2 separate regions of the Mus musculus genome follow, and region 2 is linked to region 1. Evidence: chromatin loops called from intact Hi-C (ENCODE). Cell type or tissue: heart. All regions are shown on one strand. Links, peaks and the distances in the headings refer to the core of each region. The heading gives the core; the rest is flanking DNA. Region 1 holds the start of Clpsl2 (colipase-like 2). Region 2 overlaps Slc26a8 (solute carrier family 26, member 8).

Region 1 (15,154 bases), core at 2,920-10,919:
CAGTTAAGAGCACTGACTGCTCTTCCAGAGGTCCTGAGTTCAATTCCCAGCAACCACATGGTGGCTCACAACCAGCTGTAATGGGATCCAATACCCTCTTCTGGTGTGTCTGAAGACAGTGACAGTGTACTCATATACATAAAATAAATATATTTTAAAAAAATCTTCCCCAGTTCCTATTGGGAATGGTGTGGGCCCTTGAGGGGGGTGCCTATGTGGGAGCCTAGCCTCTTTCTGATCTCCTGTTTGGTGTTGTGCCCCTGGGCACATGAGTCCCTTGTGGGACGTGCCACCATCCACCTCTGGCCTCATTGGATGCTAAATCAGTTGCAGTGTCGAGAGACTCATCCTGGATTTAGAACCTTCAAAATGATGGGCTTAAGACAGGCATGGTGGTTCATGGCTTTCAGCATTCAGGAAGCAGAGTTAGGCTGATGTGTGTAGGTGTAGAATGGAGTAGAATTAGTTCTCTCCTTCTGTCACGTGGATCCCAGGATTGAACTGAGGTCATCAGGCTTCGCAGCAAGCCTTGCTGAACCATCTTGCTGACCCAGGTCAGTTTCTTATTCACTCCACATGTACCAATCCAAGTCCTGGCCAAGGAGGAGTCCAGCATGATTCTGGAGTGTTAAACAGAGTAAGGGACCGTGGCTCTGTTACCATCCTCTCAAAGTTAACATCAGAAATGAGGCTGCGTAGGAGCTGAAACTATCTGGTAAGAACAGGGGACAGAGAACAGACAGACAGACTAAGAGGGCAAAGGTTGGAGTCAAGACTGCTGGGTTCGAATCCTATCCCTGCTACTTGCTAGCTGTGTGACCTGGGGTGAGGCATGAACCTTGTCTGAGCTTCGGTCTCCTTGTCTGTAAAATGAATAGCAACACAGCACTTAGGAGCCCGTTGGCATTATGGCAGCCTTAGAGAAGCTGTATTGTGAGGTCTTCTCAGAGAAGACAAAGATTGTCACTTCTCTGGGGTGACAGCCCCTGGGAAACACAAGAACAAAAGCCTACAATCACTTGTTATTTCCAGAACTTGGAGTGTCTTGGTTGCTCACCCGGCTCCATCAAGCTTGGTTGGTCCAGCTTTGCCCAGGACTGGAGGGTACTTTTCCAAGAGGGCCCGCTCTCTCTGCAGGATGCTCGTCTTCTAGTCAAAGCATTTCGCTTCCCCAGAGCAAGTCTGCCAGACCCTAAACAAGTCTGAATACCATGAATTCTTGTCGCTTCCTATTCAGACCAGCAGGAAAGAGCGACAACACTGCGTTCTTCTCAAAGCAGTTTATTCAGGAACCTTTCAACATCATGCATGAATCTCTCTCCAGAAATCAATCTCTCCAGGAAAAAACAACAACCAACCCGCCCCCAGTTGCAACCCCTTATATATCCTCTCAACCACGCCCCATCAGCTCAGTTCATGTAACAGCAGTCCATTGGCCAGAATCCTCACTCGTCACATGGTCCGATCTTGCATCATGGTGCACCTGCGCAGTTCACCCAGTGGACGTGGCTTATTTTCAGGTGTATGAGGAAGTCAGGTGCAAGTCATAAGACTTGGCTGCACAAAAAAACAAACAAACAAACAAGCAAAAAAAAACAACAAAAAAAGAGCTGGGTGTGGTGGCGCACGCCTTTAATCCCAGCACTCAGGAGGCAGAGGCAGGCGGATTTCTGAGTTCGAGGCCAGCCTGGTCTACAAAGTGAGTCCCAGGACAGCCAGGGCTATACAGAGAAACCCTGTCTCAAAAAAAACCAAAAAAAAAAAAAAAAAAAAAAAAAAAAAAAAAAAAGACTTGGCTGCAGTCCCGGGCACCATCTTGGGACTGCTGCCATGCCCGCTCCTCACATCTTTCCCTTCTTTACTTATTGGCCGAGAGAATGCCCGCCTTAGGTTGCCCCCTGCGGCAATGCCCCTTACCCATCCTTGGGAGACAAACAGCATTGGTTTGATCCCTGTCTTAGGTTGGTGACACGCCCAGGGAGTCTTACCCGTCATTGACTACTTCTATAGCATGCCAAGCCACACTTGAGGAGATTGTCCTGTTTCCACTGCCGCAAAAGCCTATATCATCAAGGCTTGGGCTCTGTGCTGATGACTCTGCATGCAGCAGGTACACCAGAAGGCCAGGATGCTGATTAATATCAGTCACGGGGCAAGTCCATCAATTCCAGCCCACTCTTTGAAGCAGAAGACAGCTGTCAGCAATCCAAAGCTTCTGAAACACCCAAGGATAAATTATTCACAGCCACAGCAGTTTGTAAACAAAGCAGCTTGAACAGGCAAAGGTACAAAGCAAAGCATCCTAGTCACAACAGCCAAATGATATTCAGATGCATTCCAGCAATACTATAATAACAAATATCACTACTACAACTAACAACATTATTCTCATAACTACCATTATAAAAAATAAACACAAAAGGAGGCCACAAACAGGCACAGCCTGAAAAGAAACATTCCTTCCTACAGCAAATTGAAATACAGAAGTTTCAAACACATCAGAACCATTCCAATAAAAATTTGCATTGCCCCAGGCCCCTCCTGCCACCATGCTTAAGGGGGAAAGATCAGTGCAACTACCATTCACCCCACATAACAACCATACATTAAAAGGATTACTAGCTCCTACTTGAGCTGGATTTTGATATGTCCAATTATACCCTGAAAAGGAACTATTATGGACTGTACCTATATAAGGGGAAAAGGAAAAATAATTCTTCACTGCCCAAGCTACTTCTCTAGATTGACAGCTGGTCCAAGGTGGAAGGGAATCACAAACACCTCTACAAAAGGGGGCCCATCTAGGTTGGGAGGGTATAGTGCCATTGCACTGGCAGGCCACACCCCTCGAATCCAGGTAGCATTAGCTTTAGTAGAACTCTTAACTGGCATATCAAAGCATGCTGCGGTCTGATTATACAGCTGAATACAATCACTCATCTGTGAAATATTTTTGAATCATCTGAAAACACAACAATCCCTTTAGCTGAAGCTGCATAGATCCCTGCACTGGAGCTATCTCCATCCCATGGTAAAAAAAAAAAAAAGCAATTGTAGCGAAGCATTAGATGTAAAGAACCAAGGAAACACTTGCGCAGAATGTGTCAACGGCATGGGTTTCAGGAACACAGACATAATTCCCCAACATAGCTCTTCAGTTCTCACTAGCGGGAGCATTCCCAGCCACAGGAACATCCACGTCCTCATAGCTCTGCTTGTTTTGAATTGCTCTGGTCAGCGGTTCTGGGACCCACAGCTGTTGTCGGTGATCCTGAGGAAACAAACAGACCCTCTCGCCCAAACCAATAGAGTGTTCCTCTCTCACGTGACTCAGCGCCTCATTACCTCTCTGGAGTTCTACGTCACATCTTTATCTTCTATGCAATTTCTCACTAACTTCCAGACCGGCAAAACCCCTTTTAGTAAAACCCTCTGTTCCTCTGCAAACCTCAAGTCCCCATGGTGCTTGGTGCAACATGTCCCAAAACCGGGAACCTTAACTTGTCCCAAAACTGGGAACCTTATCGTCTCAATCCGAGAACTTAAATTGTCCCACTTACCTGGGAACCTTACAAGCTAGCTGCCCTGACTGAGATGAGTTCTGAACGTCGAGAAGGGTCCCCGTACGGGCCACCATTTGTAGCTTCCTATTCTGACCAGCAGGAAAGAGCGACAACACTGCGTTCTTCTCAAAGCAGTTTATTCAGGAACCTTTCAACATCATGCATGAATCTCTCTCCAGAAATCAATCTCTCCAGGAAAAAACAACAACCAACCCGCCCCCAATCGCAACCCCTTATATAACCTCTCAACCATGCCCCATCAGCTCAGTTCACATAACAGCAGTCCATTGGCCAGAATCCTCACTCGTCACATAGCCCGATCTTGCATCATGGTGCACCTGCGCAGTTCACCCAGTGGACGTGGCTTATTTTCAGGTGTATGAGGAAGTCAGGTGCAAGTCATAAGACTTGGCTGCAGTCCCGGGCGCCATCTTGGGACTGCTGCCACACCTGCTCCTCACAGATTCTAAACTAGAACATAGGAGAAGGCCTGTCTGGAGCCTGCGAGAGGGCTGAGTGGGTAAAGGAGCTTGCTGCCAAGCCCTAGGATCTGAGTTCAATCCTCAGCAACCCATGGCAGGAGAGAATTGGCTCCTTCAAGTTGTCCTCTGACCTCCATGTGGATGCTGGGACTGGTGTGTGCACATTTAATCAATGTCATCATTAAAGAAAGAGTATTATATTTTAGTTATTTCAAAATAAGTTTTCTCTTGAGGATTTCAGTCTTTTTTTTTTTTAATATTCATTAGCTGGACAGTGATGGCACAAAACTTTAATCCCAGCACTTGGGAGGCAGAAGCAGGTGGATTTCTGAGTTCGAGGCTAGCTTGGTCTACAGAGTGAGGTCCAGGACAGCCAGGGCCACACAGAGAAACCCTGTCTCGAAAAACCAAGAAATAAAAAAATAAAAAAAAGAATTAATTCTATATATGTGAGTACACTGTGGCTGTCTTCAGACACACCAGAAGAAGGCATCAGATTTCCCTTATAGATGGTTGTGAGTCACCATGTCGTTGTTGGGAATTGAACTCAGGACCTCTGGAAGAGTAGTCAGTGCCCTTAACCACTGAGCCATCTCTCCAGCCCATAACTGATTTCTTAAGGGGTGAAATCGTGGAGTGGAGAGTTGGCTCAGTGGTTAAGAACACCCCTAGCCGGGCGTGGTGGCGCACGCCTTTAATCCCAGCACTCGGAAGGCAGAGGCAGGCAGATAGGCAGATTTCTGAGTTCGAGGCCAAGCCTGGTCTACAAAGTGAGTTCCAGAACAGCCAGGGCTATGAAGAGAAACCCTGTCTCGAAAAACAAAACAAAACAAAACAAAACAGAACACCCCTTGTTGCAAAGAACCCAGGTTAAATTCCCGGCACCCACATGGAAGCTCATCACCAGGGTACCAGCCCCACATGTGATGCAGAGACATACATGCAGGCAAAACACTCACACCCATCAAATAATAAATAGGTGAGCCAGGCATGGTGGCACACGCCTTTAATCCTAGCACTCAGGAGGCAGAGGCAGGCATATTTCTGAGTTCGAGGCCAGCCTGGTCTACAAAGTGAGTTCCAGGACAGCCAGGGCTACACAGAGAAACCCTGTCTCATAAAACCAATAAATAAATAAATAAATAAATAAATAAATAAATAAGTGAAGGCCAGGTGGTGGTAGTGCACATCTTTAATCCCAGCACTTGGGAGGCAGAGGTAGGTGGATTTTTGAATGCTACACAGTGAAACCCTGTCTCAGAAAAAAAAAAATAGGTGAAATCATTTGTTGGTTGCTTAGCTTTTCGTACATCCAGGGGACAGTGGTACACTGAAGCAAGGAGGCTCTGTCTCTGGAGTCAGAGACACATCCCACAGAGGGAATGTTAGCATCCTACGGAGCACAAAGTATGCTCAGCTGCACACCGGAGTCTCAGATGTGTGTGGGGATCTGGATTGGGTTTGGGTTGGGGTTTTTTTTTTTTTTTTCTTTTCTTTTTTTTTTAGCTGGAGAGACAGCCACAAGTGCTGAGAACGGGAACTCATAGTTTTGGTTGTGAGCCTAGCCTCTAGTGGCTGAGCCATCTTTCCAGCCCATTTCTGGGATATTTTAAATTACATCCTGTCTTCTGTTTCCTATACAACCTCTTCCTGGTCCTTGCCCTGTCAGGACGGTGACGGCATTTTCCTAAAAGTCGTAATAATGAGCCTCGAAAGATGGAAAACTTGAGTGTGCATCGTGTGTGCCATAGAACTGTGATTCACTCAGCAGAGGGGAAGACTCTGAGTGTCTGACTGTTCCGCAAGGTCTTGTGGGAAACTTGGCAAGCTTGGGGCAGGACCATTGCTGGCGTAACTGTTCTGAAGGAACATTATGTGACTCTGGAGTTTGGGTACATGTGTTAAGAATTGAAGTGTCTGTGGTACTGATTCACAATAAAATCTCAGATGTGGGGGAAAAAAAAACCCCAAAACCCCAAAGCATTAGTAACATCATCAACCATAAACAAACAAAACAACAAAATAGCAGGGCTGGAGAGATGGCTCAGTGGGTAAGGGCACTGCTGCTCTTGCAGAGGACCTGAGTTCAATTCTCAGCATCCATGGGGCTGCTCACGACTGACTCTGGTTCTAGAGAGCCAACAACATCTCTGACCTTGGAAGGGCACAAGGCACACATATGGTGCACAGACATACAAGCAAGGCAAAGCACCCAAAGACACAAGAAGCAGTAACAACAGAACCCCAGAGACAGAGTGTGCTAGTGACCACACAACTGAAGAAACACAGTGGGGGGCCTTGGGGTTCACTGGCCAATTATGCTCTCAGAGAAATCTCAGGAAAGAGAGAGAGAGAGAGAGAGAGAGAGCACCAGCTGCCCAGAAAGTCACATGAACAGCCTGAATGTGGTAGAGGGCTAACAGGATCATGACTGAACACCAAAGCAGCCCCACTAGAATGTCTCTCAGCATGAAGAATGGTTTCTTCAGAGCCAAAAAGTAGGTCAGCTTAGCTCCAGTCCCAGACAGTATACTCTGACCCCTAACCCCAGGCCCCAGGCCATGTGAAATTAGGGCACAATTGTATACAAATACCAAGAGGGGCAGAGGAAGGTGGCTGGAATCTCAGCTGACCCCGTGGTTCTCCGTGTTCCCTTGAGGGAGCAGTCAGCAGGCCTGATGTGTTGTCCTCTTGCAAGCAGGTACACCTGATTCCATGAAGAAGGCGGCTCCTCTGCTCAGAGGACCACGGACCCCAACAGTTCTGTAGGTGTGGCTCGGTCTTGCGTACACTGACTGAATAGGTTTAAGGAATGGCAGAAGGACTTTCTAGAAGTCGGGACATCTGTACCTTCTCTACAGTCAGCTCTGTCTCTATCACTGGCTCTCAAAGGTCAAGTCTACTGCCCATTTAGGAGTGGGGGTGGGGTGGGTACCAACTTTGAGGACTCTGGGTGAATTCAGCCATTGGCTGCTATACAACTCCTTCATAATGAATTCTCAGGCTGGACATGTATGGCTGGTCCATTGGGCCCTCAAGGCCACCTGAGCAGCAGGGAGTCACTTAAGAATCCAGGAAAGTCACACAGTTGGCTGGTGGAAACAGATAAATGGCTAAGGTGGTTGGACAAACCAGGAAGACCCTATGCAGTGGTAGAAGAGTGGGTGTTCCACCAGGAGGCAGTAGAAACCAGTGATGGCTCACCACTAGCATTTATTAAAGACCAAAGAGAATAAAATAAAAATCCTGCAGAGCTGGGTGTGATGGCTCACCCCTGTAATCGAAATACTTGGGAGGCTGAGGCAGGAGGATTGCCATGAATTTGAAGCCAACCTGGACTACATAAAGAGTTCCAGGCCAGCCTGGGCTACAAAGTAGAACCCTATCTCAGCACAAACAAACAAACAAACAAACAAACCTCGACACCCCTTTAATCCCAGCACTCAGACAACAGAAGCAAGTGGAGCTCTGTGAGTTTGAAGCCAGCCACCTCTACATACCAAATTCCAGGCCAGCTGAGGCTATATGCTGAGAATCGATCTCTTTCCGCAGAGTCTTGCATGGAGGAGAGACACCTCAGGACATCGGTGTGTCTATGTCTCTGCCATCCTGGCTTGACATGTCTGTGGACGCAGAACCGTTTCTTTGGAATTTTACATGCAAAGCATTAGATTTGGAGGCACAACGAGCTGGGTTCAGTCCTTAGCACCATAGAAACGAGGCAAGGTGTCAAGCATCAAACTGGGTATGGAAGTCTGTGCCTGTGACCCCAGCACTCATAAGACAGATGCAGGAGTGAGTCTGTATGTGTGGTGTGAGTCTGTATGTGTGGGGTGTGTGTGTGTGTGTGTGTGTGTGTTTCTACCATGCTCCTCCTCTGGAGGTCAGAGGACAATTTGCAAGAGTTGATGTTCTCCTTTTACTATGTGGGGTCCTGGGGATTGAACTCAGGTCTTGAGGCTTGGTAGTAAACAACTTTACCCAGTGATCATTATCACAGTCTATGGAGTTCAAGACCAGCCTCCTGAGGGAATATAGGAGACTTTGATCTTAGAATAAACAATGATAACAAATGAGGTTTAAGCCGGGCGTGGTGGCGCATGCCTTAATCCCAGCACTCCGGAGGCAGAGGCAGGCGGATTTCTGAGTTCGAGGCCAGCCTGGTCTACAGAGTGAGTTCCAGGACAGCCAGGGCTATACAGAGAAACCCTGTCACAAAAAACAAAACAAAAACAAATGAGGTTTAATGCTAGTCTGGCTTGAATTCCTTACTCTTACCTCTTGGTAATGAAGGAAGGAACCTTCACTGGCAAAGGGGTTGGGTAGCAATGTGGTCAGACTCATGGGGGTAGGGGGAGGTAAGGACAAGGCTTGAGGTCAGAGAACGCATGCATCTAGCCCGCATATGAATAGCTTTAGTAGAACACTAGCTCCTGGCTTCCCTGAGGCTGTGTGAGTGTATCTCACCTGAACACAGAGGTTGCACAGAACTCTCTCTGGCCCTGCTGAGGAATTCCCCTGCCGTAGACCATCTTTCTAGAAATAGTACCCTGCTTTAGGAGTCAGGCTATGGAACAACATACCTGGCGACTCGGTAGGATTGTCAACCTGTGTCCAGGGGTGACTACAGGGGTTAAAGGTCAGCCAGGTCTGGAGACCAGCTGTGTCAGCTCAGGAAGCTTTCTGAGACCTGTGGGCCAGCACGGCCGGCAGAAGGGATGAGAACACACTGCATATTCCAGCCCTGCCCCGCCACAGGAATGTGTATAGGGACGGTGTGGGTGGCTCGAAGTTAGCACCAGCTGTCCTTCAAGTCTGCTGTCCTCGCAGATTAGGACAACCAGCCTCGTCCTGTATTTAGGGTCGCAGGCTAGAGTCCCTGGTCCCAATACTAGCCCCGTAGTAAATAGCTTTTCTCAGAGAAGCCACTGCAGCTGGGCTCCGGGTCCCAGCAAGCTTCCGCTAATAACCACCCTGATTCTCTGCTCTGCATTCCACTAGAGCTCACCCCACAACCCTGAGCTCACCCCCTCACCCTCCTGCCTCACCTTCATCCCATCTGCCCCTGCCCGGAAACCCCAGTCAAGTCTCCATTGTCTCCAAATGTCTCCCTCGTCTGCCTCAGGGATTCTTTGCCGCCCTAGGCACTTTGGGTAGGAACGTGCTATGGATCTCTTTCCCTCTAAGGGCCCTGGCCCTGGCCCCTTAGTGAGCTTGGCAGCTCTGCACCGCACACCCGACCCCCTTCAAACTCGCTACTCGGAGATGAGTAAAGAAAATATCTTTTCCTTCACAGTTTGAATTCTGTGTTTCAAAGTAGCCAGTATAAGGTCCGCGGGTTCTACAGCACAAATGCCCGGTTGGTCCAGAGCCTTTCCTCCCTCCAGCCCATCCAGAGGCTGCCAAAGCCTAGCCTGGGAATCAGCCGTCCTTGTCCCACATGCACTGAGCAGGACAGTCTGTGACCATCGGGCCCACGCTGGCTGGCTCCCACTCCCACAGCGACAGGGACTTATCCCCAGCCGGGTTCAGGGAGCTTGCGGCCACCCAGGCCATCATGGCATTCACTCAGGCCTTGGTCACCGTCCTGGCTTTGCTTGCTGGGACCCTGCCACACAGACACAGTGAAAACTCACCTCCCAAAAAGGTGAGCATTGCCCTTGACTTGCCCTGGGACGGAAAGGTGGGGACCGAGGGCTGTCGGATGCACACCCCGTCTGAAGTGGGGTAGGGATGGAGGTGGGGGTAGTGGGTATTGTAGGTGTACTTCACAGTCCTGGGCAGGTTTCATTTGCCTTTCCTGGACTGGAGACCATGCCCCTGGCCCAGCCCTCCTCTCTGCTCTCTCAGCCCTGGGCTCACCACCCCTCCCCCACTATCCCAAGCCCTCTCTACCTGCTGATTCTGGGGTTCCCATGCTCTCCTCCAAGACCTAGGGACCCTTCTAGATGCAAAGTCTTCCTCTCCCCTTTCTCCCTTCCATTTTTTTTAAAATTCTAAAGGTTCCTTCCTCCCTCCCTCCCTCCCTCCCTCCCTCCCTCCCCCCCTCCCTCCCTCTCCCCCTCCTATGTCCGTGCATGTGAGGCCAGAGACATCTATCTCAGTGGAGTCTGTTTTTTCCTCCCATCTTTACTCAGTCCCAGGAAGGGGGGAAATTGAACTCAGGTCGTCCAGCTTGCACAGCAAGCTCCTTTGCTGGCTGAGCCATATTGCCCCCTCTCTTCATGCCCATTAGCTATGGAATCCATACAGGTGAGGGGGCAGGATGCCCAGCTCCTGACTCTTTTTTTGTTTTTTGTTTATAAAGTTAGGTTTTTTTTTCCTAAGATTTATTTATTATTTCTTAAGTACACTGTAGCTGGCTTCAGAGCTCCCATAAGAGGGAGTCAGATCTCATTACAGATGGTTGTGAGCCACCACGTGGTTGCTGGGATTTGAACTCGGGACCTTTGGAAGAGCAGTCAGTGTGCTTAACCACCGAGCCATCTCACCAGCCTCCTCTTTCTTTCTTCCTTCCTTCCTTTCTTTCTTTCTTTCTTTCTCAGTCAAGTCCAGCTTCTAGGAGGGATACCCTGGGTGGGGGTCTGAGGTGACAATCTCATGGCTTTCCCTCGTGGACCCTGAGGTTCTTGGGCAATGCTGGGACCTCTGTCATCCTTCTGTAGACAAGAGCTAGTAACCAAGGGGCTATTTCTCCAGGCCAACGGAGACAAGTGTGTCCACCACACTCAGTGCTCCAGTGACTGTTGCCTCATAGACCTGGAGAGAAGCGGAGCCTTCTGCACCCCCAAGTCCCGCATAGGCATGGGGTGCTTGCCACAGGTGAGACACCCACAAGCAGGGAAAGAGTGGGGGAGGTTATAAAAAGAGACAGATGCCTCTGCTCCCCCACTCCCCAGCCCTCACCCCCACCTGCCTCTTCAGGTGCCCTGCCCCACTACCAACTACTATTCATCCTGCAGTCTCTCTTCTATGTGGTATTTTTACATCCTGGGCTGCCCCAAGGAAGGGGAACTTGCAAAGACTCATTGAGTCACATTCCCTGTCGTCCTGTCCCCCTTCCAGCGACTGTACATAGTAGGTGCTTGTTGCACACCAGATGAGAATCTTTTCCTTAACCTCTCTGAGGTGAGAAGGACGGGAGATACACCTACCTTGACCTAGTGCCCGTGACCTGGTTACCTGGGAGGGCTGCAGGGCTAGCTAGGACCTCAGCTTCCCAGCATCCAGGCTTACATCCTGGCTGCCCCAGCTCCTGCCTTTAGGACCTGCTCTGACCGTAGTCATTGGGACTAATGTGTCTCCCTCACAAAGTGACTGGGGAAAGTTCACAGGGCTCATTCAAACAGGTCAACTGAGATCAACTGGAAGATGCAAAGGCACAGAAGGTTTTCTTCCTACTCCAGGGCCCTGGCCCCAAAGACTCCTAGGAAGGATGGACCCGGCCTCCATATCCTGGCTTGGTCCTCTGCCCGAGCTTAAAGGAACCAGCCAAGGCCCCACTGTGGCCTGGAGAATCGCTTTATTAGTATTAGAGGTCACTTGGTACATTGTATCTCCCTCTCTAGAACAGGGAGATGCGAACTGTTCTAGCTTGCTTTCTGTTGCTGTGATAAATACCAAGACCCAAATAACAACTCAGGAAGGAAAGTGTGTTACTGGATCGCACTCCATCACCACGGGACATCGCGCAGGAGCTGAATTAGAGACCAAGAAGAAACACTGCTCTGTGGCTTCCTACTAGCTCAGGCTTAGCCTTTCATACCAGGTACACCTGCCTAGGGATGGCCCCGCCCACAGTGGGCTTGGCCCTGCCATGCCAATCATTAAGACAATCACAGACACAACCATGGGCCAATCAAAGGGAGGCAATTCCTTAACCAAGGTTCCCCCTTCCCAGGTGAGTCTAGGTTATGTTAACAAGAAAAATCTACGCCGGGCGTGGTGGCGCACGCCTTTAATCCCAGCACTCGGGAGGCAGAGGCAGGCGGATTTCTGAGTTCAAGGCCAGCCTGGTCTACAAAGTGAGCTCCAGGACAGCCAGGGCTATACAGAGAAACCCTGTCTCGAAAAAAACCAAAAAAAAAAAAAAAAAAAAAAAAAAAAATCCAGCCTGGGGGTTGGCTCATCAGTGAAGAGCACTTGTTCTTGCCAGGACTGGGTTCCATTCCCAGCACCCACAGGGTGGCTCATGATAATGTGTAACTCTAGTTCCAGGCAATGTAATGGGGCCTGCAGACATATTCAAACATACAGGCAAACACGTAAAAAATAAATTAAATAAAAATCTAAAACGAGAAACCAGGGCAGCCTCTATCCCCCACTGGACAGAGGAAGAAAGGTTATGTGTTCATGGTCATGTGAACCTCGGGTTGGGGCATCTCCCACCACTATTTATACTCTTACCCCAATCTCCACAAGTGTGATCCCCTCAATTCACACCCTTCCTCTCCCACAGACCAAGGGGAGCCTGAACATCATGTGTCCCTGTCGATCTGGCTTGAATTGTCATTCTAAGGACCCCACATGTCCCCGCCGATGTCAAATGATATAGAGGATGACATAGGCTGCTCATGGCCCCTGCTGCTGCACCTTCCCCTCCACAGGTGTCACCCCCATCGCCAACTCCACATCGACTCCTGGGCATTAAAATCACTTCCTGGCTCTGCTGTCTGTTTGCCCTTTGTGGGAAAGGCAAAAGGGGACACTGAGGCAGGAAGAGAGCCTCTCCACGGCTTGGTTTTTTGCCTAAAGCCTTGGTGGGAATAGGGATGGAGGGAGGAAGGAAGGGAGGAAGGGAGGGAGAGTTTCCTGGGAAGAGACTGGACTGAGGATGAGGCTGGGAGTGTGTGGTGGGGAGAGTCAGAGTGGGGAGATATCTTGTGGGGGGAACGGAAGGGTGTAGGTCACCGGGAGTGTGTTCAAATGTGTAGGGATGTATAGATGCAAGGACCTGGGCAAACAAGACGACCCGGCTTACTGAGATGAGACACTTGCTGCCAAGCTTAAGGACCAGAGTTCATTCCCCCAGGTGTCACATGGTAGGAGAGGTGGACTCCCAACCCATCTCTCTCTCCTCTGACATCCACACGTGCAGCCCAGCATGTGTGCCACACGCAAAGGAAAATTTAAAAAACTGTCATGCAGGAATGTGAGGCTAGAGAGATGGTGGAGTAGTTAAGAGTGCTTCCTGCTCCTCCAGGAGACCCGGGAGAGTTCAGTTCCCAACACTCCCACTGGGTGCCTCACAAGGACCAGTAACAGCAATGTCAGTGATTCTGTTGCCCTCTTCTGGCCTCTGCAGGTACTGCGCTCATGCGACCGCGGGGGGAGGGGGCGGAGCGTGCACATGTACACCCCCCACCCCCCATCCTTTTTTTAAAAAACAAAAACAAAAAATAAATAAATAAAAAGAAAAATAAAAAAACAAAAACAAACAACAAAACAACAACAAAAAACAAATGAAAGGGTGTGACGTGTGGAATGGCAAAGGAGCCGGTGTTTTGACTCCTCCACTTTTAGGAGGAGTCCTGCCTCCTCCTGCCAACTCCACTGTATAGCAGACAAATTGAGGCTCAGATTAACAGGCTGTGCCCCAGGGCTCAACCCTTGGGTGTTACCATAGACTTTCTTGCTTCAAGAACATCTGAAAAGCCCATCTGGAGTCGTTTAAGTGATGTGGGGAATTTGTTTATGGTTAGGTATGAAATTCAGAGTCAAGGCAGGTCTCAGCTCAGGCCCCAGCCAGCCCCGGGTCCAAGGCTGAATTCCTTCCTGGTATCCTAGCAACGACAAGAGTTCATCCACTAACAGTGGGGGGGGGGTAGGGGGGGTTGTTTTTTGCTTTTTTGGTTTGTTTCTTTTTTTGTTTTTGTTTTTTAGTTGTGCGTGTACGAGCGCACGTGGATGTGTGAGCATATACAAGCTCATGAGCGCAGGTCCCATGGAGGCCAGAGGTAATGGGTTTGCCTGGAGCTTGAGTTGTAGGCAATTGTGAGCCACCCTGCTGTGGCTGCTGGGAATTGAACTGAGGTAGTCTGAAAGAACATCTTAACTGATGGGTCATCTCTCCAGCCCATTTTAAAAATAATTTTTAAAAGGCTTCTTTTTATGTTGTGTGTATAGCTGTTTCACCTGCATGTATGTCTAGACACGATGTGCATGCAATATTCGCAAAGGCCAAAACAGATATCCCGGAACTGAAGTCCGGGATGGTTTGGGTGCTGCCTTTGACAACTGCAAGGAGCCACCTCCCCAGCCTCATGAGACTGATACTTACCTAAGCCAATCACTGGCTAGAAACCCAGCTGAGACAGCCTGGGTTCTGCAGAGGAGGGTGGAGGCTGGGACAGCCTGGGCTCTGCTGAGGAGGGTGGAGGCTGGGACAGCCTGGGCTCTGCTGAGGAGGGTGGAGGCTGGGACAGCCTGGGCTCTGCTGAGGAGGGTGGAGGCTGGGACAGCCTGGGCTCTGCTGAGGAGGGAGGAGGCTGGGTGGGCCTGCTTCTTCCAGGTGTTCCCACGTCCACAGAGACTCTGCTTCGCCTCCTCCTCTGGTCAGCGTGGCCTTACACTCCCTGCTTAGCTTACACCCTGGCTCTGCACCTCCTGCCCCACACTCCTGACTGCTGGCACCACAGGCCTGCACCACCATGCCCAGTTTATGCAGTACTGGGGTGAGAACCCAGGACAAACACTCTACCATCTGAGTCCCCCTCCCTCCCCCCGCAAGTAACACTATGTGACTTTGCCCCCCAAGTTCTTTCTTTTTTTAAAGATTTATTTATTTATTTTATGTATTGAGTACACTGTATCTCATTCCATCCCAAAGATTTACTTATTATTATACATAAGTACACTGTAGCTGACTTCAGACACACCAGAAGAGGGCGTCAGATCTCATTACAGATGGTTGTGAGCCACCATGTGGTTGCTGGGATTTGAACTCAGGACCTTCAGAAGAACAGTCAGTGCTCTTAACTGCTGACCCATCTCACCAGCCCCCACCACCAAGTTATTTCTGATTGGTGAATAAAGATGCCAACATTCAATACCTGGGCAGAAAAGACATGGGGGGTGGTTAGGGTTCCTGGGCTGGGGGCTTGGAGGAGA
Region 2 (15,154 bases), core at 2,998-10,997, 110 kb after region 1:
GATGGATGAGTCCTGCTCCTGTCTGTTTTCATATCGCTCTGTGTAGACAACCTGGGACATCAGAGGAGAGTGGGACCTTGATGAAGCTCAGGCAGGGCTGTAGTCCCTGTCCTCCTAGCCTGCTGTGTTCCCTCTGAAGCTCTACCTCATCGTTCCTTATGCGCTTGGCTGTCCCACTAGCACTTGAAGCAACAGAGATTGGAGTTTCTCATCTTCCCTACTCCCTGGTACCTTCCTACCAACTGTGTGTCACATTAGTCTGTGAGCCAGACTTGAAATCACCTTCACTCTATTCACATCCATTACTCCTGGGTCCCAATGAGTCTCTAGTATTTATTACTACTTCCTGTAAAGTGCTTTCTCTCTTCTTTTTACATGTATGTATGTATGTATGTATGTATGTATGTGCCTATATGCATTATACAGTATATACAATCAGGCCAAATACATCACATGTATATAGGAGGCCAAAAAAGGATGACAGATCACTTTGAATTGTAGTTATAGGTAGTTGAGCCTCCTTCTGTGGACTTCAGCAGCATGTAGCCATTCACCATGTGGTGCCTCTGGCTTTCTAAGTTCATGCCACTCTCTCGATCCAAAGTTTTATGTGCTGTTAGAAGCCAGACATATTCTTCTGAGTATAATCAGAAGATGGTGCTACTCATACTCTATGGTACATTACTATTCCTATTAATAACTTCAAGTTGGGCTGGAGAGACAGCTCAGTAGTTACGAGCACCTGCTACTCTTGCAGAGGATTGGAGTTTAGTTCCTAGCATCCATCTCAGGTGCTTCACAGTCACCTAAAACTCCAGCTCCAGGGGATCTGATGCTCTTCTAACCTGTGTGAGCATCTGCAGACACTCACACACACATGCACACATAGACATGCATGCATACATATACATTTATACACATTATATATATATTTATACACATACATACACAAATATGTATGTACATATACACACATACATATACAAATAAAAAATCTAAAAAATCAAATGGTACCATTATTTACCATCTTGAAAGGAAAAAAAATTAAAATTATAATATGCTTGGATATTATACAAAGATCAGAAATGTAAAAGATAGTTACTTTTTTTTTTCCGAGACAGGGTTTCTCTGTGCAGTCCTGGCTGTCCTGGGACTCACTCTTTAGACTAGGCTGACCTTGAACTCAGAAATCCACCTGCCTCTGCTTCCCAAGTGCTGGGATACAGGCTTGCGCCACCACCGCCCGGCTAGATAGTTATTTTATTATTGAAACTATGCATTATATTTATGTCACATTAATGGAGAGCTGCCTCCCTAATTTGAGTTAAACCCCATGAAGTTTCAAAACCATCTTACACATTCTGGGTGCTGAGGAGGCAAGCAGCACAAGCTTACTTAGCATGGCATGGCAATTCCAGGATTTGGGGTGGGAAAGAGGATGTACTCTGAGCTTGAGGCCAGCCTAGACTAGATTATGATACATTGTCTCAAACAAGTTGGGTGTGATGGCATCCCAGAATCTGGGAGGCAGAGCCAATCGAGTTCAAAGGCAGAGTCAGGAGGGTCAAGAGTTCAAGGTCAGAGAGGTATGTTGTACAGGCCTTTGCTTCCAGCGCTTAAGAGGAGAAAGCAGACGGATCTCAGTGAGTTCATGGCCAACCTGGGTTACATAGTGAGTTCCAGGCCAGCCAGAGCTACATAGTGAGACCCTGCAAAATATATATATATATATATGTGTGTGTGTGTGTGTGTGTGTGTGTGTGTGTATACATATATATATATATATATACATACAACACACAAATGTGCCTGCAGATATATATATATATATAAAAGATGTATATGTGTTTCAATCAAACCCACTCCAGATTCTTACCTCTTCAATTCCCCTTCTATCCCTCACATCAATCTTAAACTCAAATGGCTCTCTCATTCTTTCCATATTAAGAGTCTAAGCCGGGCGTGGTGGCACATGCCTTTAATCCCAACACTTGGGAGGCAGAGGCAGAGGCAGGTGGATTTCTGAGTTCGAGGCCAGCCTGGTCTTCAGAGTGAGTTCCAGGACAGCCAGGGCTACACAGAGAAACCCTGTCTCGAAAAAAACCAAAAAAAAAAAAAAAAAAAGTCTATCTAGGGTTATATCTGCATGTGTGTGACCCTCACAGTTTACCTAGTGTTAATATCTACATATGCATGCCTCTCACAGTCTAACTAGTGTTATATCTGCATGTGTGTGGCCCTCACAGTCTAACTAGTATTGTGTCTGTATGTGCATTGGTGTATGTGGAATGGACTGGGTTTTTTTGTTTGTTTATTTGTTTTTGTAAAGGGATAGCTAGTTGATTTTAAAGAAAAGGGGCGGTGGAAAGCCAGGTGGTAGTGGTACATGCCTTTAATCCCAAAACTCATGAAGCAGAGACAGGCAGATCTCTGTGAATTTGAAACCAGGCTGGGGGTTGCGGTATAGGGGACTTTCCGGATAGTATTTGAAATGTAAATGAAGAAAATATCTAATAAAAAATTAAAAAAAAAAAAAGCCAGGCGTGGTGGCACACACCTTTAATCCCAGCACTCGGGAGGCAGAGGCAGGCAGATTTCTGAGTTCAAGGCCAGCCTGGTCTACAAAGTGAGCTCCAGGACAGCCAGGGCTATACAGAGAAATCCTGTCTCAAACAAAACAAAACAAAAAAAAATTGAAAAAAACAAAACCAAAACCAGGCTGACTTATATAGTGAGTTCTGGACAGCCAGGGCTACATGGAGACTTAAAAACAAACAAACAGAAAAAAAGAAGGAAGGAAGGAAGGAAGGAAGGAAGGAAAGAAAGAGAGAGAGAGAAAGAAGAGAAAGGAAGGAAGGGAGAAAGGGAGGGAGGGAGGGAGGAAGGAAGAAAGGAAAAAAGGAAGGAAGGGAGGGAAGGAGGGAGGAAGGAAGAAGGGAAAGAAGGAAGGGAGGGAGGGAGGGAGGGAGGGAGGGAGGAAGGAGAAGAACGGGACAGGAGAGATGTGGAGACGAGGCTCACCCTGATCTCTGGCTCCAGTTCTTCACAGTCACAGAAACACCTACAAAGTTTGTTTTCTGCTATACTGGTCTCACTTTCATGAAACAGAGTATAAATTTCTTCTTCTTTAAGGGGCAACTTCACCATATTGACCTGGGAGACAGAAGAGGGGTCTCACACAAAGACAGGGCAGAAAGGGAAACCCAAGGATGTAGAGGATGCCTGGGGGGCAAGTAGGCCCTCACCTCTTTTAACACCTTTTGCTTTAGATGGTACACGTTAACAAACGTGATGGAGCTGCAACACTGAAAGATTTTCACCCCAGGGATGAGAATCACCTGCAAGACACGGTACAAGGCCCCCGCTCTTTTACGGAGAAAGAACCACACAGCCTTATCATTTTTTAAATTGTTTGTTTGTATGTTTGTTTTGTTTTCTGAGACAGGGTCTCACTATGTAGCCCTGACTGCCCTGGAACTTGCTCTTGCTCTGTAGACCAGGCTGGCCTCAAACTCACAGAAATCTGCCTGCCTCTACTTCCCATGCTGGGATTAAAAGTGTGAGCCACCTCCACCACCAGAACTACACTGCTTTCATGGTTCCTCAAGAACCTCTGTCCTTAGTGGGTTGAAGTCTAGAAAAATAGCTTGCTCTCCATCCCACCCCTGCTCTGTGTGTGTGTGTGTGTTATCTGTCTCTGTCTGTCTGTCTGTCTATCTGTGTCTCTCTTTCTTTCCAGGGTTTTACTATGTGCTTTAGCTAGCTTGGAACTGGAGTTAGATCTCTGGCCTTGAACCTGGAGATGCATAGGTCCCTGCTTAGCCCTGCCTGCAGAGTGCTGTGGTGAGAGGTGAACACACCCACACACCTGGCACCCCTTCTTTTTGTACTCTTCCATTCCTCACTCTATCTTCTGAGTCACAGTGAGAGGTTGGAGGGCCCTCTGCTGGCTGCAGGGGTGTAAGGAACCTGTCCCTTGGAGCCTCAAGTCTCCTATCCCCTGTGGAGTGGGCTGCAGTGCTTCAAAGTGGCTGCTTCTCTAACCCCAATTCCCATGAGTATGTATGTATGTTTTATGTATGTTTGTATGTATGTGCATGTACTGCATGTGTGTGGGCACCCGGGTGTGCAAGCACACTGAGGTGTAAGAGGTGCATGTGGAAAGTCAGAGGATAAGGTCAAGTGTCTTCCTCAATTGTTGTCACTGTTTACCGAAGCAGGGCCTCTCACTGAAACCCAGCGATCTATGACTCATTTCGTCCAGATACCCAGCTTGTCCTGGGATGTCTTCTCTCTGCCTCCCAAGTACTGAGACTCCAGGGGTTCTGAGGAGGTGGACTGCTCACACATGCATGGAATGGCTTTATCCACTGAGTCATCTTCCCCATCCCTGGGCTGGCTCTTACCTCCCGGTAGTCATTAACATTTCTGTAAATGTTGGTATTGGGGATCTGACCCAAGACGAGGATCTTGGTTCTGGAAGGAAATGTACTTGTCTTAGGTCCCTGTGCCCTTGCCTTGCACGGCTGTCCAGCACCGACCAGAGGCTGAGTACCTGTGCGAGCGAATAGTGATGACAAAGAAAGTGAAGGCCAGTGAGATGAGCAGTCCAACGTCGAGTCCCAGGAGAATCGCAGAGGAGAATGTCACCATCCAAATGATCTTGTGGGAAAGGGATGGAGGGGGGAAAAGACCTTGAAAATGAGCAGAATGGAGAGGTGCCAGGCCCACCTCAGACAGCTGGGCCTAGAGGCTGCCTACATGTTCTCTGATGGATTCTTTTTTTTTTTTTAATTTATTTATTTTGGTGTTTCAAGACAGGGTTTCTCTGTGTAGCCCTTGCTGTCCTGGAACTCACTCTGTAGACCAGGCTGCCCTGGAACTCAGAAATCCACCTGCCTCTGCCTCCCAAGTACTGGGATTAAAGGCTTGCACCACCACTGCCCGGCTCTCTGATGAATTCTTGATCATCTCTCCCTTTATTTCTTTCTCACAATATCAATGTCCCCGTGTACAAAATAGAGACAATGTTATCTACCTTGTCAGATGGCAGGTGGGTTGACATGAGGACTCAGAACTCACTGAATGATAGTCAAACATTTGTAATAGTTAGTATAACTATTTATTTATTTTATAATAAAGGCAGGTTTATTGGGAAGCTGTTCTCAGGTAGGCAAGTTCACTGGCCCCACGGATCAAGGCCAGGGAACTGGCCATGGGGAAGGGTGTGTGTGTGAGCTTCTGCTCCCCTCACACCCAGATTGCAGCCACTCGAGGCGTCTGTACTCACACATTCGTACTGGTCCTGCCTCCACAAACTGGGTAAGTTGTAAATGGCTTCAAGGTAGGGCACCACATTGCTTAAGATGATCCCAGCCAGCACAGCCTGTAGGGGAAAGACAAACTGCCTCATTCTCCCTTCATGGACAAATTTCCCAAGTCCTCTCAAAGGAACCACAAAAACTAGCCTTGCCTCTAGAAATCCCCATGGGTTTGTCTCCTATGAACAGCACACCCAGACCCTGACACACTGCACTAATAAAAGCTCTTCCCACTTTTCTCCACTACTCTAGTGTGTCAAGTCTAACAGGCAGGGCTTTGCCAAGGTCAGAGCTGATTGAGCCAGGACACTAGCTGAGCCTGTTTGTGCTTGCTTTCCGAATGCCCAGTACAACAATACAGACACAGAGGGTCAGTAGAAGCCAGCCCAGCAGCGTAGACAAAGTCAGGCGTGACTTCTTCTCACCATTTTTTTTTAAATAAATTAATTTTACCTAATCTTTTAAAAAAAGATTTGTTTATTCATGTGTTTTTACATAGACAAGCACTTTGTCCTTCAGACACAGTAGAAGAGGGAATTAGATCCTATTACAGAGGAGCCACCATGTGGTTGCAGGGACCTGAACAGGACTTGTAAGAGCAGCCAGTGCTCCTGACCACTGAGCCATCTCTCTAGACACCCTGCAGCCAAACTTTAAACAATGTTAGAAAGGTGTGGTGGGACAGACAACACCTCAATTTCATGGGGGTTTGGAGAATCCTCCCACCCCACCCCGACTTCCCACTTCTCTCTCTCTCTCTCTCCCTCCCTCCCTCCCCTCCTCCTCCTTCTCTCTCTCTCCCTCCTCCTCCTCCTCCTCCTCCTCCTCCTCTTCCTCCTCCTCCTCCTCTTCCTCCTCCTCCTCCTCCTCCTCCTCCTCCTTCTTCTTCTCTCTCTCTCTCTCTCTCTCTCTCTCTCTCTCTCTCTCTCGCTCTCTCTCTCTCTCTCGCTCTCTCTTTCTTTCCTCTTCGTTTTGTTATGGTTCTTGTTTTTCCAAACAAACAAGGTTTTCCTCTGTAGCCCTGGCTGTCTCGGAATTCACACCATATACCAGGCTGGCCTCACACTGAGACCTGCTTTTGCCTCCCAGGTGCTGGGATTAAAAGCATGCACCAAGGGCTGGAGAGATGGCTCAGCAGTTAAGAGCACTGACTGCTCTTCCAAAGGTCCTGCGTTCAAATCCCAGCAACCACATGGTGGCTCACAACCATCTGCAATGAGATCTGACTCCCTCTTCTGGAGTGTCTGAAGACAGCAACAGTGTACTTACATATAATAAATAAATAAATCTTAAAAAAAAAAAAAGCATGCACCACCACCTGACTGGATTTTCCTGAGGCAGGAAATATCTACAGGGAACACATCTCATCATAAAGCCATGTACAATAGAGCTGTTCTTTCTAAATATTAAGGTAAGACATTCATTTTATTAAAAAATAATTACAGGGGCTGGAGAGATAACTCAGTGGTTAAGAGCACTGACTGCTCTTCCAGAGGTCCTGAGTTCAATTCCCAGCAACCACATGGTGGCTCACAGCCATCTGTAATGGAATTCGATGCCCTCTTCTGTTATGTCTGAAGGCAGCTATAGTGTACTCATATAAATAAAATAAACAAATAAAAATACAATAATTACAATCCTACATAATTTTATTTTACTTTTTTAAAGATTTATTTTCATGTAGCTGTCAGCAGGCTCCAGCAATCCTCTAGCCTCTGGCCACCTCCTTGCAGCCCTGGGTCACAGGTGCGTGTAGCCACAGCTGGCTCTTACATGGGGGCTGGGTATCTGAACTTGGGTTCCCATGCTTCTACAATAGGCACTCTGTTTGTTTGTTTGTTTGTTTTTTGAGACAGGGTTTCTCTGTGTAGCCCTGACTGTCCTGGAACTCACTCTGTAGACCAGGCTGGCCTCGAACTCAGAAATCCACCTGCCTCTGCCTCCCAAGTGCTGGGATTAAAGGCGTGCAGCACCACGCCCAGCCCATCTTTCTTTTAAGATTTATTCATTTTTATGTATATGAGTGTTTGCCTGCATGTATGTATATCACATGTATGCAGTGCCTGAGAGGCCAGAAGAGGGCCCCAAATCCCTTGGAACTAGAGTCATAGACTGTTGTGAGCCCCAATAGGTACTGGTACTCAATCCTCGGGGCTCCCCTGGAGAGCAGCCGGTGCCCTTAAGCACTGACCCACTTCTCCAGCCCTGCCCACCTCATGCTGTCTGTCCCGACTCCCTCCCTCCCACTTACGTTAGGCAGATTGTGGAAGAAGCTTTCCATCTTCACCATCAGCAGCAGCATCACACCTGCGCCTACCAGAGAGGCAAACTGAGGAGACAGAGCTGGTTGAGGAGACGTCAGACACGTGCTGGTCCCTGTCTGCAGCTGTGGCCATCTGCATGCTGAGACGCCTTTTTTTTTTCTCTCTCTCTCAAGAAGAGTTGGGGGTTCAGCACATGTGCCTTTTAGGATCTTAGTGAAGTATTCGACACACAGTAGGTACTTCATGAGTGTCATTTGAATGCTGTCTGGGGTGGGGGTGGGGTCAGTTTTCCCTAGAATCCTTATTGTCACAGTTTGGGACTTTGAATCTCCTAAGATATAGCTTATGCGTCTCAGCTTTCAAACCTTTAGCCTCTCCTCACACAAGTCAGAAGCTCTACCGGCAAGCAGACACCTTGCTGACAGCCCCAAGTCCCTTCCATTCTACTTCCTGTGTAATAAACGTCCCCACCTGTTTGTGTGTCGCTGGCACTTTGACAGCTTCCTATCTTCAGTGGGGTTTCATCTTTTCCTTGTTTGGTATTCGAGACAGGATCTCATAATGTAGCCCTGGCAGTCCTAGAACTCATCTACTATGTACACCAGCTTGGTCTTGAACTCATACACATCTGCTTGGCTCTGCTTCCTGAGTGTGCTGGGATTTAAGGCCTGTATACCTATGCCTGATTTATATATATATACATACACACATATATGTATATATTTCATCTTTTTAAAGGTTATATCTATTTTATGTGTATGACTACCTGCCTGCCTGTGTGTCTGCACACTATGCCCATGCCCATGCCTGGCGCCTAAGAAGCCCTGAGCTGGAGTTACAGATGGTTGTGAGCTACCTGACATGGGTACAAGGAATCAAGCCCACATCCTCCACGAGAGCAGCAAGTGCTCTTAACCACCGAGCCACCTCCCCAGCCCCACAGGAGAGCTGGAGGTAAGTGCTGGGATTACAGGATGGCTACCACATACCCCCTACTTTTAAAAACAGAAATCTGAGCAAAAACTAAGATGAGCACAGAATCTAAACTCTTCCCAGAGGCTCCTGACTAACTAGAACATTACAAGTTCAATCCAGATGGAGAGCTTCTACAAACAGACATGAGACAGCCATTTGGACAGATGTGCATCTCTCTCCTTATGTTTCTTTTTTTCTTTCTTTCTTTTTTTTTTTCTCTTTTCTTTTTTTTTGGTTTTTTGAGACAGGGTTTCTCTGTATAGCCCTGGCTGTCCTGGAACTCACTTTGTAGACCAGGCTGGCCTCGAACTCAGAAATCCGCCTGCCTCTGCCTCCCGAGTGCTGGGATTAAAGGTGTGCGCCACCACTGCCCGGCAGGATTCCTTTTCAACACACCTGCTGTCTTCCTCCAGATTTGTCCTGGATAGTCGTCCTGGACAAACTACCGGTGAACACACAGCATTTGAAAAAGGAGCTGAGCAAGTTGCAAAGACCGATGGCTATTAAATCCTGCAAAGAAACAGCAGAGCCTTTGAGCCCCCTTTTTGTTGAGGAAGCTGATTTTGAACTGCAAGTACACTGTTTTTGAAGTGACATTAGGGTTCTTACACCCTTCTAATAATACTTGGATGTAGCCTCGAGGAGTACCCAGGGAGGGCCAATCCGATTTTCCAAATTAAATTGCATCTCTGCCCTCAATTCTGGTAAGGGACATTCCTTCTGAAAGTAATAAAACTGACTCTTGCCTTATTCCTTTCTCATGACCCCTTAGACTCAGAGAGAGCCCAATGCTGGCCTTCTCTTCCCCCCACACTAACCTAAATGTCTGGCTAGAATACCGCTTGGTCCTGTGTCCCTCTTGAGTTCTAGGGAAAGGACCACTTTCAGAGTAGTTAGAGATTTTTTTTTTCTAAAAAATAAACGCAAAAACCAAAAGGCAAGGCATTATGGTAAAGCCTGTCATAAGCAGCCTGGTTTGTATGTACTGTTTCATGTGACCTGTGTCCCAGCATTCATCTGGCTTCTGAGGCCATAGGGACGGAAGACAGAGGCTCTGCTAGCTTGGCAGCACCATGCCATATGTTATCATTCGCTATCATCATTGTTTGAGACAGGGTCTCTTGTAGCCCAGGCTGGTCTTTAACTCCTGAGCCTGCCTCTACTTGCTGAGTTCTGGGATAACAAGCATGTGTCACCCCACCTGGTTATCCCTTCACCTCTCCGCACCACATCCATTCTAGGGGAATAATACTTGTGTGAACTCAAGAAGGTTCAAGGTTACACATACTCCACGTCTCGTGTGATTACAGCACAAGTCATGGTCCGACAACTCTGTTGAAAGAGGGATGTTGGTGGGAGGTTCACATCAGAGAACAGTCATATCAGTTAACAAGACACATGGCCCTCACCTGGTTGGAATTGGTTCTGTAGTTATGGAAGTTGGCAATCTTCTTGCCCAGAGATATAAGCAGAAAGGAGCTCACAAAAGATAAAGACAAGGCTTGTAAAACAACTCTGCTAAGAATGCCGAACTCTGGATTCTCAGGGAACACGAAGCTGTAACATTAGAGTGGAATCACTGCTGGCATAGGATGTCACATACTGCACCTCTCCCTCTCAGTCCTTATGCCAGGCTGACCTCACATCCCTCCCCCACCTTTTTTATCCCTTCTTAACAAATAAAGGGCAAACAGAGCAATGGAGGCAGCAGCTTGTCAAAACAGCCAACGAACCAAGCCAAGTGAACATCCTTGGTGGTTCTCTGCTCCTTGTTCCCACCTTAGAGTCCTCTCTGTAAAGTACCAGGTGTGAGTGGAGAAAACTGCTTCTGCTGCTGAGGACATTCTGGAGTGTGTGCTCCAGGCCCACCCTACACCTACAATGCTTTAGAGCTGAAAGGCTCACAAGTCCCCGTCTAGTTCCACTTTCAGGACAGGGTCTCCTCAGGGCCCTTCACTCAGGCACACACAAATTCCACACACACTTTCTCCCTTACAGGTTTTGCTCGTTTGCTTGGTTTTTGTTTTTTACTTTTTGGATCAGAATCTCAGGTAGCCCAGGCTGATCTGGAGTTCTAGACCTCCCCAAGGCTGGCCCTACAGCTGTATGCCATCTTGCCTGGCCCACTGAACTGTCCACTTTAAAGAATGAATTTTGTGGTATGTTACCAAGATAATAAAAGGGTGTTACAGATAACTTTATACTAATATATTTGATAATTCCAAATAAATGGATAAATACTTTGAATGATTCAAATTAACCAAGTGTTCTCCTGGAGAGAGAGATCACCTAAAGCAGATAGACACAATGGTCACACCGTGTGATGGTGGTGATGTCAACTTCAATGATCTGGAGTCACCTGGGAGATGAGCCTCTGGGCATCCCTGAGGGTTGCCTTCATTGCATTAACAAAGGTGGGCAGACTTGCCCACTGTGGTGCTGCTGTTCCCGCGTGGGGACCCAGGACTGTGAGTGCAGAAGGGAGCTAAGCATGATGCACTCCTCAGCCTCTGCTTCCTGACACAGAATGCTGTGCCCAGGTGCTTCAAGCCCTGCCACCTTGACCCCCCTCCAGCATGAGACACTGGATGCTTGCAGTGTGAGCTGGAGGACAAGCTGGGTATAAAATGGGTATAAACATTTGCCAGGAGGATCAGGAGTCAATGCCAGGCTTAAAGCTTTGGCTACCTAAGATCACATCTCAAAAACAAACTAAAAAAATAGCACAATAAAAACAGAGTTATGGGCTGGAGAGATGGCTCAGTGGTTAAGAGCACTGACTGCTCTTTCAGAGGTCCTGAGTTCAAATCCCAGCAACCACATGGTGGCTCACAACTATCTGTAATGAGATCTGACTCCCTCTTCTGGGGTGTCTGAAGACAGCTACAGTGTACTCACATATAATAAATAAATAAATCTTTAAAGAAAACAACAACAACAAAAACCCCACCAGAGTTATAGTTAAGAACCTGCCCACAGTGGTACCTTCAGGCCTATATAACTTCACTGGTAGATTCAAGTACATAAGGAAGAAATTAGGCCAGTTTTCTAGAAACGTCCTGAAACTGAAGATTCTAAGGAAAAGACCACCCCAGGCCAAGGTTTCTCTCACTAAAACAGAAGAAATCTGATAAAGGCGCATAATGACAATGACCAGCACTGCACTGGCTTCATCTCGGGACTTAACCTTCAAATGTCACGCATGCACGGTAGGAGGAGACCAAAAAGGAAAGGAAATGCTGATGGTTTGGGAGGGAGCGTCTATAAATATATCTTATCTGTAAGATGTCTTATATATATCTTCATGCTAACACAATCCTTTAAAGCTATTTCAGAAGTATGCTCCATCTTTCATTCCTTTGGATAACTTTCTAAGTCTTGGGAATGTCTTCTAAGGTTTTTACAGATTGTTTGCTATTTGCAATTCCTATCTTTCGAATTCCACTTCTGCTTCCCCATCATCAACCATGTGTGCCTGTGTGTGTCTTTCTGTGTATGTATGTGTGTGTAGTGTGTACCAGTGTGTATGTACAAGTGTGTGTATGTACGTGTAGTGTGGATGTGTGTGTTGTGTGCATGTGGTGTGGCTATATGTTTGTATGTAATGTGTGTGTCTATGTGTGCAAGTGTATATGTTTATGTATATATGTGCATTGTGTGTACATGTATATATGTATCTGTCTATATTGTATGTGTGTGTACATGTGACTGTGTATGTGCATATGTGTATGTGTATATGTGTCGTGTGTGTGTGTGTTCAAAATGCTTGTTTTCATTATTTTTTATCATTTCACTAAACAGACAAATGCACATGACTGCATGTTTGGATGCCATTCCAGAAAACAATAAAAAGATCCACAATGAGACCAGCTCTATACTAACACATGTAGGAATGCTGTTGTTGTGGTAGACTTTCCTATAGAGCAAATAATAGCTTAACTAATTTAAGAGACAATAGCTTATCTAATTGCTCAGTGGTTAAGGACACTGACTGCTCTTCCAGAGGTCCTGAGTCCAATCCCAGCAACCACATGGTGGCTCACGACCATCTGTAATGGGATCTGATACCCTCTTCTGCTGTGTCTGAAGACAGCCACAGTGTACTCATATACATAAAATAAGTAAATTCTTGGGAGGCAGAGGCAGGCAGATCTCTGTGAGTCTGAGGCCAGCCTGGTCTACAGAGGGAGTTCCAGGACAGCCAGGGCTACAAAGAGAAACCCTGTCTTGAAAGAGAGAGAGAGAGAAAGAAAGAGAGAGAGAGAGAGAGAGAGAGAGAGAGAGAGAGAGAAAACACACACACATTGCCACCAGACTTTTCCTTGTACCCTGCCCCCCCCAAATTGTATAGAGGTGGTATCTGAGCATGTCTCTGTTATTGTATAGCCCCCCCAACATTGTATAGAGGTGGTATCTGATCACATCTCTGCTATTAAATAGAATGCCAGATGCATTCTTCGGCTCTCACTGCATTTCACAGGAAACAGTTAGGATACAGGCACGGTTCAACATGATCATATCAAACAGCCCCCCTGTTATCTTGGAGCTCAGCCAACATCCCCAAGGCTTTGGGACTCCCCTGTGTGCAGTGTGGAGTCATAAGCAGTATTCTTCAGAAGTCTGCTTGTGGGTTATAACACTGCTGTCTAGTCCTTTCTAATTAAACTCAAAATTGGCAACTGTCCAGCGGTAGCAAGAGTCATGTGACAGATGAAACAGAATGCAGAGGAACCGTGAGTTCCTCAGAGCTGCCTCTCAAAGATAACCTACCCAATTAAGAGGAAAATGGTGTTCAATGGCAGAGTGCTTGCTTAACCTGCATGAGGCCCTAGCTTCAATCCCAGCACAGTCTAAAGACGAAGAAAAGGAGGGAGAGGGATGGGGGAGCAGCTGAAACCCACAATCAAGTAGGCAACGCAAAGCAACAGTTCTCTTCTGAACACCGAATCCTGTGTTTCCTAGCAGGGGCACTAGAGAACATCTCTCATCCCATCTCTTTGTTGTTTTACTTGGGGTCGGGGTATCTCATTCAGCCCAGGCTAGCCTCATGATTGATATGTAGCCAGGGCTAGCCTTTTAACTCCTGATCCTCTTGCTTCCACCCCCAAATGCTGGGATTACATGTGGGCACTACATGCCTGGCCTTGTTATTCTGCTCTTGAAAGTTAACCAGAAAGGGGGGGGGGGCCTCTGTGATACCCATAATACCTACAGAAAAAAAGAATCAAGTCTCTGGTGTTATGGGTACTCAGCAGATGTCTGACAAGCTGGCAGGCCCGTGTAAGGAAGTGACAGAGGGTGAGTGTCATGGTTTGTATACTCTTGGACCAGGGAGTGGCACCATTTGGAGGTGTGGCCTTGTTGGAATAGGTGTGACCAGTTTGGAATAAGTGTGTCACTGTGGGTGTGGGCTTAAGACCCTCACCCTAGGTGCCTGGGAAGTCAGTCTTAGCAGCCTTTGGATGAGGACGTAGAACTCTCCTCAGCTCTGCCTGCACCAGGCCTGTCTGGATGCTGCCATGCTCCCACCTTGATGATAATGGACTGAACCTCTGAACGTGTAAGCCAGCCCCAATTAAATGTTGTTTTTTATAAGATTTGCCTTGGTCATGGTGTCTGTTCACAGCAGTAAAACCCTAACTAAGACAGTGAATAAGGAAGAGACAAGGCGCCGTGGCAGCCGCTTCGTGGTCACAAACCTCTGGGTTCTATACTTGATCCTACCCACAAAGCTAGGAACTGGACCTGTGTGCTGAGTGAACTTTGCAGTAGCCAAACAGTCCTAGAAAAGACTGTGAGCCAGGTTGTGTGGGGAGAGGCTGAGAGAGAACAACTGGTAGTCATGCGGGCACATGCCTGTCCCCCCAGCCCTGGGGAAGCCGAGCCAGGAGATTGAGGCTGAGCCACCTACAGCAAGACCCTGCTACAAAAATAAAGGAAAAGCAATATTGAAAAGTGGAGTGATGCCCCGTGGTGATGCACACCTTTAAATCCCAGCATTTGGGAGGCAGAGGAAGGTAGATCTCTGAGTTCAGGGCCAGCCTGGTCTAGAGAGTGAGTCCAGGACAGTTAGAGCTGCACAGAGAAATCCTGTCTTGAAAAAACAAAAAGCAAACCAAACCCAAAAGCAACAGAGGAGGGAAGTGTGACGGCTGACCTGTATGGAATCATGTTCATCAGCATCTTGCTGTTTTCTGTGGCCATGGTTATCTTGCTTGTAAGTAAGCTGAAGCCAAGAATCTGACAGGAGACAAAAGGAAACGAGTGAGATTAATACAGAGCGAGGGCTCAGAGGCTCTCGCATGACAGTAAATGAAATGAGGGCCGTCCTGACAAGAGAGGGACCATCTGTTTCCATTCTCCAAACTCCTTTTGGCATTGGAACCAAAGCCATAGCTGCTTTGGTCTCTGATACATGGTTGGGATCAGAGGGATGCGGGTGTGTGTGTGTGTGGGGTGATGTCCAGGAGCCCACAGGACAGCTGGCCAATCAGAGCTCTAGGTTCAGTGAGAGTCTCTGTCTCCAAAGAACAAAGAGACACAGAGGAGGCCAGGGCTACAGGGAAGCTTAGGGTTTAAGAGCACCTGTTTGTT

What was found. Peaks named below come from ENCODE experiments on the same cell type or tissue, not always from the same donor. Only the 100,000 strongest peaks of a DNase experiment are listed, where the experiment ranks them.
Region 2: a loop joins it to region 1, with 6 times the contacts of the local background. A loop is called at or near these places in 6 of 42 quality-filtered maps.

The regions. Positions count from the first base shown.
Region 1 is chr17:28,539,912-28,555,065 of GRCm38, forward strand. It overlaps Clpsl2 (colipase-like 2), which reads left to right and starts at 9,576. Exons shown (of 3, transcript NM_001034871.2): 1 at 9,576-9,692; 2 at 10,745-10,867; 3 at 12,504-12,707. The coding sequence starts at 9,603. The coding sequence ends at 12,599. In heart, for the core only: a CTCF peak has its summit at 7,208 (motif pointing right); no DNase peak of the experiment used is centred there; H3K27me3 peaks cover 1,585 bases.
Region 2 is chr17:28,644,876-28,660,029 of GRCm38, forward strand. Slc26a8 (solute carrier family 26, member 8) reads right to left here. Exons shown (of 20, transcript NM_001290320.1): 8 at 14,718-14,800; 9 at 9,970-10,117; 10 at 8,957-9,070; 11 at 7,573-7,650; 12 at 5,291-5,386; 13 at 4,556-4,662; 14 at 4,407-4,476; 15 at 3,246-3,338; 16 at 3,022-3,153; 17 at 1-51. Among named protein-coding and RNA genes, the nearest start is that of Srpk1, 30 kb to the left of the region's middle. In heart, for the core only: a CTCF peak has its summit at 3,955 (motif pointing left); no DNase peak of the experiment used is centred there; H3K27me3 peaks cover 460 bases.